Regions from separate parts of the Homo sapiens genome. Here region 2 is linked to region 1. A link is a contact called in ENCODE Hi-C or POLR2A ChIA-PET data. All regions are on one chromosome and are shown on one strand. The core of a region is the stretch at or near the end of the contact, and the rest is flanking DNA. Distances in the headings are between cores, read along the strand shown. Region 1 holds the start of DOCK10 (dedicator of cytokinesis 10). Region 2 holds the start of AP1S3 (adaptor related protein complex 1 subunit sigma 3).

The links. A loop is a pair of places that touch in the nucleus more often than their neighbours do. ChIA-PET counts read pairs that join two places held with the same protein, here RNA polymerase II (POLR2A). Pooled maps may share reads with other maps.
Region 2: a pooled map shows a loop between it and region 1 (7-fold over the local background). The contact joins the promoter of AP1S3 here to the promoter of DOCK10 in region 1. A Hi-C loop is called at or near these places in 2 of 37 single-sample maps with no recorded cell type and 5 of 50 pooled maps. POLR2A ChIA-PET finds 5 or more read pairs at or near these places in 1 of 52 experiments (T-cell).

Annotation. Positions count from the first base shown.
Region 1 is chr2:225,040,720-225,045,026 of GRCh38, reverse strand. It overlaps DOCK10 (dedicator of cytokinesis 10), which reads left to right and starts at 2,559. Exons shown (of 56, transcript NM_014689.3): 1 at 2,559-2,775. The coding sequence starts at 2,653. RefSeq lists silencers at 2,163-2,532, 2,723-2,962 and an enhancer at 3,513-3,852.
Region 2 is chr2:223,835,098-223,839,404 of GRCh38, reverse strand. It overlaps AP1S3 (adaptor related protein complex 1 subunit sigma 3), which reads left to right and starts at 1,823. Exons shown (of 5, transcript NM_001039569.2): 1 at 1,823-1,957. The coding sequence starts at 1,955. RefSeq lists enhancers at 1,277-1,456, 2,327-2,416 and silencers at 1,627-1,756, 1,787-2,216.

The DNA.
Region 1 (4,307 bases), core at 1,310-3,809:
TGGACTTCAGAGCATGTATTTTAACCACTATTCTACAATATTACAAGCCCTTGAAGATTCTCTTATTAACTAGCTGTTCCAAGAAACTTAACATACTTCATGATATGTGCACAGATTTGCGTTTACCAAGCATCTGAGCCGAGTTTCTCCAGGGATCTGAGAGATGGGTGGCCAGCAGAGTCAAGGTCCCAAATCAGCAGACCTGAAGTTACATTTCTGTAGCAAAAAATAAGTGTATTTATGCTACAAGGGCAGGGGCAAGGGTCGACACTCAGCTCTCTCTCCTTGGTGCCCGAAGGAAGCTTAACTAAAACCTACATGATCATAAGGGCGGAGGAGAGTCTCTGAAGTATCATTATTGACATGCCCTGGGTGTGAGAGGTATGCTATCAACACTTAAACCTGCCTTCCTACTCGGTGTGACCCACGGAATTAACATCATACAGGGTATGGATTGGGCAAACAGGCATTTGTTCGTTAAACCCTCTCACACCAGTGCTCTGGGTGACCTCCTGAAGCTGGAAAAAGTACAATTAGGTGTATTAATTGTACGATTAACAAATTGTAAGTGACTTTCTGTTACTCGATATTGTTGGAGATTGGGTTGTGTGTGCTACTCAGTGTTTTGGATCAGCGAGTTGCCTTGTGCAGGGCACATTCTGATGTATTATCGATTACTATAGCCTTCCCTTTCAGCACACCTTTCTCTTCTCCTCTCTGACTTTCTCTGTGTCAGGCACACCCAGCTCTCTGACTGCACTAGCCCATCTGAGCCCTTTGTAAAGTCATCCATAAGCTGATATTTATTGAGTGCCTACGTGTGCCAGGCAGTGTTTTGAAACCAGAGACAAAGATTAGGTACCTCTTCTTGGGAAGCTCAAGTTAATTCAAATGTGCTTAATCGGTTCTCTCAGGGGAATATGCATTCAGAGACATCAAGTCTGGGTACACCTGGGAAAGGGTACGGTTGGAGGGAGCTGTTCCTACAGAGATCTTCATGTACCAACACAGAGGCAACCACCTACTTTGCTTACCCTGAAAGGTGGTGTTGCTCCCACACTGAGTACCAATATGAAAGCATACAATACAGGTACAGTTATTTGTTATGCAGGCTGTCTTGGAACTAGATGATGTTTCAAATGGCACTTCCCAAATCTGCCAGAGCCTCTTACCCTCTTACGCCTGTTATGATTTCTAGAATGTGCTGAAATGATCCCCAAACAGCATCTCTGGCTAATTGAATCCTGGCTAACAAAGAGCTGACTAAAGTGCATTTATCAATTGCTTAAGAATTCTTTATACCCAAATGTGACCTTGTGTTATAACTATCTATCATTGGCTTTAGAAAGTGGCAGGGTCATGGATCCATAAAAAGCTGTTAAGAAAAAACCAGACCACTTGGAAAGGCTGTCCCAGATCTCTCCAGACCAGTATCCAGGGGCCAGAACTTCTCTGCCCCCCATCCAGTCCAACACTGAATTGCAGAACCACCCTGGGTATGACCCAGGAAGAGACTTCTTAGAAGGCTTTCATCAGATACCTATCTAGAGGCAAAGTGCAGGCTAGATGGGTATGGGCAAGAGAAGAGCAGAGACAGCATAACTGTGAAATCCACCCCCGACCTGACCACCCTACATAGTAACCCTGCCAGTTGGTTCTTGCCTACTCATCCTAATGCCACCCAAAGTCTCTTACCCCCAGAACGCTGATTTATTGGTTTTGAGTTCGTGTTAGTAGCTTAAACTGTCTCCTTGATTTCTCTGTATTTGTTTATTTGTTCGCTTGGTTACTTGCTGTCTCCCACCCCTACCCCGAAAAAACCTATCAGCTCTACACAGCCTTAAAGTGTAGTTGCTAAGTTCCTCTCCGTATCCTCAGTTTCCAGAACAGTGTGAGCTGGCATATAGTAGGCGCTTAATAAATACTCATTGAAGGAGTGAATGAATGGGGAAGCTTATTCCAAGGCCCTGAACATGGACTTCTGGCAAGGGAGCCTTCCAAACGCTGGCTTGGGCGATGCTGCTGGGATCCCAGCCACCAGATCTTTAATAAGCCTCTGACCCCTTCCCGAGGGTGGAAGGGCGAACCGAGCTTGGCCCCCACCCACTAGCCGGACCCAGAAAATAGAAGTCTAAACGGCAAATGCATCCAGGGCTCCAACTCTCCCAGCAACCTCCAAATGAGGCTGACGGCCTTGGACAGGCGACGGCCTTGGACAGGCCCCGCCCGGAGCCCCTCGGCGGCCGCCCCCCGCCCTCCCCCGCAGCCTGCAGTTCCCCCGGGCGGCGTGGACAGCCCCGGCCGGCCAGCTGAGCCCGTGTGGGCGGCGCGGGCAGGAGCCGCCCCACACGCGTCCCGCGACGCCCGCTCCAGATGCGCCGCTGCAGGGCCCGGCCGCCAGCCGAGTTGGCCGCGCGCGCCCGGGGGAGCGCAGAGTTTGGAAAGTCTTCGAGAAGCTTCAGAGGAGGGAAGGGGGTGGGAAGAGTGGGGGTGCAAGAGAGAAAAACCCGCCTCTTGCGAGTTGAGCGAGGAAGAGGGGGGGGAAGGCTCCGAGTTCCGCTTCCTGAACGGCGGGTGGATAGAGAAGGTTGGCGCGGGGAAGACCGGCGGGAGGCGCGCCCCGGGCCCGCGGCGCGATTGGCGTGACCGGCGATGGCCGGTGAGCGGACCCGCAGGTTCACCCGGAGCCTGTTGAGACCTGGGCAGGCGGCCGAGCTCCGGCACAGCGCCGCGTCCGCCGCCGCGGTGGCAGTCAGCAGCCGGCAGCAGCAGCGGGTGAGTGCGGCGCGTCCTCCGCGCCTTCCCGCGCGCCCCAGGCGCCCGGGGGGAACGGAGCCCAGCTTCCCCAAAAGCTCGGCGGGCCCAGGTCCCCGCAGCTCACGGGTCCTCTCCTCCGCACTCCCTCCCCCGCCGCCTCTGCGGGCTCCCCCGGCGCCACCTCAGCGAGGCAGCGCCACCGACGCGTAAGGACCGGGGGCGCGTTTGTGCACGCGGGACGCTCAGAGGAGCAGCTGCGTGGGTAGCAGAAGCGCAGCGTGGGAGAGGATGTGCAGGGGCTTTAATGGGGCGCGAGGGGGCCGGAATGCACCGCCAGTCACACTGGTGCTAAGTGATACGAGTGCCAGAGACCCCGGGTGGGGTGGGGGGATCTACAGAACAGAACCCCTGAGTCCGGAGGTCTGCGCGTCCCTCTCACCCTCCAGTAAACAGACCAGTGCGCTGAGAGAGAGGGATGCAGTCCGTGGTCCTCGCCCTGGTTAGAGCTGGGGCCCCCCGACGTTAACTATCGCAGAAATAGATGTACTTGGAACAGCCCTCCCACCGCAGGGTAAAAACCCACAAACCACTTAATACTCCTCCAGAAAGGGCTGAGGAACACAGGCTGGAGGAGACGTGGGTCATTAGGTCTCCAGCGGTTTCTGATATTTTTCTAAGATGTTTCGCGGGGTTCTCCCACCAGCAATGCTTTACTGGTTACTTCCTTATTGAAACGGCTTCTAAGTGCTGGGTGATTTCCGCGGGAAGTCCCTGGGGCAGCAGCCAGCATCTGATGCTAGGATCCTATCCATACCAACCCAGATGTTCCTGCGTTGCAGTAGGTCCACACTGCCGGGGAGAGGTGGCAAGAGACAAATCAACTCTAGTGGAAACGGGAAGCGAGTGGGAACAACAGCCTCACAGCAAGACCGGGGCTCAGCAGCCGCGCTCTTGGCCTGCGTTTGGTGGACCGGAATCCGGGTTGTGTGTTTCATTTTCTTTTTTGCCAGAAAATATCATTAGGAACTAAACGGCTCTTTTTAAGAGTGTGAAAGTGTTACTCTTGCCAGTCACCAATGAGGAGGGCGCCAAAAGCTTCCCAGAGCCAGTTCCCACAGCCAGGACTATTCTCTAAAGCCAGAGGTCGGAAAGTTGAACAGAACGGAAGCAAATTGCCTGGCAGAGGGAAGAGGCATCGGGTGCCCAGGGGGTGTAGAGCGGGCGGGGGTGATTGGAGTGTGAAACGAATTGGTGGCCAGGGTGCCTTCTCTTGCACTTACACTAGCTGCAGTCCGCAGTTACCCAGAGGTGGTTCAACTGTTAGCTCACTCTGTGCCAGGGACAGCATGTGGTACTGCTATCAGCGTGCACATTTTCAGGACACCAAAGACAAACTGTTCAAAAGAACATTAGAAGAAAAGATTCAATTCGAGTAAAAGTAGAGATAAGAAAATCTCCACACAGTAGTAGAAAGTACTTTTTACTTTTGAATGATCATTCAGAATTGTGGTTTTGTCATTTTCTGCCATTCCCTTGACAAAAACTTTATT
Region 2 (4,307 bases), core at 574-3,073, 1.2 Mb after region 1:
TCAGAGCGCTGGCTTCTCACATCCAAGTCTTCTGTCACCTCCCCAGGGGGCACTTACCTGACCACTCAGCTAAATCAATGTAGCTTCCCTGTGCCCATCCGAGGAACTCAAATATCTCCTTCTTAGCACTCATCTTAATTTCTTATATTTTATTTACTTGTTTATTATGTGTTGTCCCACAAGAGACGTAAGCTCCAGGAGACAGACCACCTGTTTGTTCCCAGCTGGGTCCCCCAGGCTCCTGTTGTAGGGCCTGGCCTAGAGTGATGAATATTTGCAGTGTGAATGCAGGGGTGGATGGAGTTTCCCATATTTTCAGTCACCTGGGTGGGCCTACATCCCTAGGAAGGTACACAACACATCCTGGGAAGGACTTTCACTGATTTGGGGTTCCAGGGACCACCCAGGAAATGACATTTTTTTTTTCAGACTGAGTCTCACTCTGTTACCTAGGCTGGATGATCTCAGCTCACTGCAACCTTTGTCTCCCGGGTTCAAGCGATTCTCTCCTGCCTCAGCCTCCCTAGTAGCTGGGACTACAGGCGTGTGCCACCACGCCCAGCTAAATTTTGTATTTTTAGTAGAGACGGCGTTTCACCATGTTGGCCAGGCTTGTCTCGAACTTCTGGTCTCAAGCGATCCGCCCACCTGGGCCTCCCAAAGTGTTGGGATTACAGGCATGAACCATCACGCCTGGCCCAGGAAATGATTCTTAACTTTTGCAGGGTCTAGGATCTCTTTAGCTATTTGATAAAACCAGTGGACTCCCTTTCTCAAAAACATGAATATGCATTAAAAACTCTGCTTACATCTAGTCTATCTGGTAAATATAATTAAAAGAAAAAAGAAAAAACTCTGTTTACAGCTTGGGGGTTTAGAGACTCTCAACGCCCTAGATTTAAGAAAAGTCAAGGGGAGGAGAGATTGGAGAACGAACTTTCTACACCACAACTTCTTAGGAGAGACTTCTTAAAAGGGGGTCGTGCTGCCGGGCGCAGTGGCTCATGCCTGTAATCCCAGCACTTTGGGAGGCCGAGGCGGGTGGATCACCCTGAACGCAGGAGGCGGAGGTTGCAGGGAGCCGAGATCGCCCCACTGCACTCCAGACGGGGCGACAGAGCGACACTCCGTCTCTAAATAAATAAATAAATAAATAAATAAATAAATAAATAAATAAATAAATGGGGGCCTGCTTAAAATGATCTTTGCCCTTAGACTGCAGAGCTTACTTTTTAAAAAGTGAAATGGGGGCAGAAGGGGATAAGAAAACGCTTCTAGTTCTTTCTCTTCCAACTGCTCCCTCCCTAGGAGGCTTAGGATAAGGCAGCCCCCGGCACTTTCTGCGAGTGTATCGGAAGTATCTTTGCCAGGTTTGATAAACGTTTGCGGAAGGAATACAGGACACACTCGCGCGGCAGAATCGCGAAAAGTCCCCGGTGTTCTCCGCGCAGGGAGTTCCCCGCGCAGGGAGTTCCTAGCGGGCCACGCGCTCTCGCCTGACCACCCGCGCCGAGCTGCGGGCTGTCGGGGTACAGACGCCCGCGCGCGCAGGTGCATTCGCTCCAGGTGCGGCCGGCTCGGGGCGGGAACAGCTGCAGCCGAGGCGGGGGCGGGGAGGGGGTACAGAGGAGAGGCAGAAAGGAGGGAAGAGGAGGAGGAGGAGGAGAAGGGAGGAGAAAGGGGAAAGGAAGAAAGAAGGAGAGCAGGAGGGCGAGGAGCGGGGGGAGCGGGGAGGAGGGCGCGGGGAGGAGGCAGCGGGGAGGAGCGTGCAGGGAGGAGGCAGCCGCGCTGGGAGGAGTCTGCACACTTTCAGTGCCAGGGCATTGTGGGAAGCAGCCATGGTCTAAGCCGGGCGCCTCACCTGTCAGCCGCACCGGCTCCAGCGCTCGCCTCTCGCCCTCGCTTCTCCAGCGCTCCTTGCTCGCAAGGCGGGGGAGGCGGCGGCCCAGCCACGATGGTGAGTGCGGGGGAACCGCCGGCCCGGGTAGGCGGTGGGGGCGCTCGCGCTCCGGGGAGGCACCTGGGGCGTCCGGGCCGGGCGCGCGGCCGGGTGGGGGTGCGGGCCGAGTCCCGCCTGGCCACCCGAACCGTGCGTCCCTGTGGCCCCGCTGCCCCAGACGGTGCGGACGCGCCAGGATCGCTTGCCCGGGATTCCTGCGGCAACGCGGCGCCGCGGCGCCGCGGCTCCATTCATTCATTCGATCCGCCTTAGCCGAGTGCTTAGTCTGTGCCGGGCTCGGTGCTGGGCGCTGGGGATGTCGCGGGGGACCAGGAGGAGCCCCTGTTCTCCAGGAAGCTTACCTTCCAGGAGGGGGATGCGGAGGGAGGGACACGTCCAATATACAAGTAAAATGAAGAGAACTTCTAAAGTAAGAAGCGCTGTAAAGTCTCAAATACAACCGGGTGGAGTGGCAACTTTTGATTTGGCAAAGCCTCTTCAAGGACATGACATTCTAGCTGCTGGAGGTCCTGGAGGGGCGCTACAGGTGGATTAGAGAGAGCAAAGCGGAGGGGAGAAGGCCTTGTTTGTGGCAGGAGAGGTGGGCTTCTGCCAGGTGAGGCGGGTTTTTATAGGCCAAAATAAGGAGTTTGGTTTTGGTTCCAACTGAGTAGGGGAAACCTCGGGGACGTTTTAGCAAGAAAACTGACCTTACCCGTTGTGCACTTTTGTTTTTTTGAGACTGATCTCGCTCTGTCGCCCAGGCTGAAGTGCAGTGGTGTGGTCTCGGCTCTGCCTCCCGGGTTCAAGCGATTCTCCTGCCTCAGCCTCCCGAGTAACGGGGATTACAGGCGTGTGCCACCACACCCAGCTAATTTTTGTATTTTTAGTAGAGACGGGGTTTCACCATGTTGGCCAGGCTGGTCTCGAACTCCTGACCTCAGGTGATCCGCCTGCCTCGGCCTCCCAAAGTGTAGGGATTACAGGGGTGAGCCACTGCACCCGGCATGGTGTGCAGTTTGGCTGTGGTTGGAGAATGGACTGGGGTGTGTAAGGGCAGGGGATAGGGGGTCAGGTTGGAAGCTGAGGCCGGCCGCAGCCCTGCTGATGAGAGATCTGGTGACCTGCACTTGGGTGGAAGCGATAGCTCAGGCTCCTCTTGCTCTTGCCTGCTGTTTAGGGGCAGCCTTTTAAGAGTGTGGTGGTCTGAACGTCACTAGTCCCACTTCCCCAAGTGTGTTACCACTTCCCAAATCCGCAGAAGGGAAGTGACCTGCACCCTGTGGGCCCACCGGAGGCAGGAGTGGGTGGGCCACGTGGGCTAAGAAAGTTGATCAACAAAGAGAGCCGGGGAGTGCTGAGCACCTGGCCAGCAAGACCGCAGTTGCTGGTTTCTGTTAAAGGTTTGGCTGCACACACTAGCGGCATCATTTTTGTCTGTTGAGGGTTCCTTGTAAATACAGCGTGATGCAAAAACAATGCTGTAAATAATGGAGCAGGTTTCTTGGCTTGCTCAAGTTTCCCAAGGAACAAGGTGACAGATGCCCAGTCCACCAGTGTAATTTGCCTAACAGAGGCTGGAATAAGGCCCTGCGTTTCTGAGTCATCAAAGGCTGCTTTTGTGCTGAGGAATGGGCCAAGGTTTGGTCTATAAGGAAAAGCTGCTCCTCTGGACAATACCTGTGGTGGAGTTTTATTTTTTCTTGCTGGTGTCATATGTGTGATGAGTTGATCAGAAATGTGGGAAGTTTCTCCAGCTTTTCTACCAGTTTTTGCTAAATGGGAAACATTATTATTATTTTTTTTTCTTCGAGACGGAATCTTGCTCTGTCACCCAGGCTGAAGTGCAGTGGCATGATCTTGGCTCACTGCAACCTCCATCTCCCGAGTTCAAGCAATTCTCCTGCCTCAGCCTCCTAAGTAGCTGGGATTACAGGCGCCCGCCACCACGCCTAGCTAATTTTTGTATTTTTAGTAGAGACGGGGTTTTGCCATGTTGGCCAGGCTGGTCTCAAACTCCTGACCTCGTGATCCACCTGCATCGGCCTCCCAAAGTGCTGGCATTACAGGCATGAGCCACCGCACCTGGCGGGGAAACATTAATGTTATTGGGCATTTGTGATAAGACAAGCAGGATGTCCTGCTCTTTATATTCACGATCTCATTCAATCCTTGCAACAAACAATTGAGGTTAAATCTGTTATGCTCATTGCATTTTAGCTACTCTGAGCTATTCTAGCAGTATGGCCTTGGACAATTCCTTGACCTCTCTGTCTCAGTTTGCCCATTTGAAAAATGGAGATAATATCTCCTAACTCATAAGGCAGAGGTTCTGAAAGTGTGACCTGGGTACCCCCAGCAGTCCCCA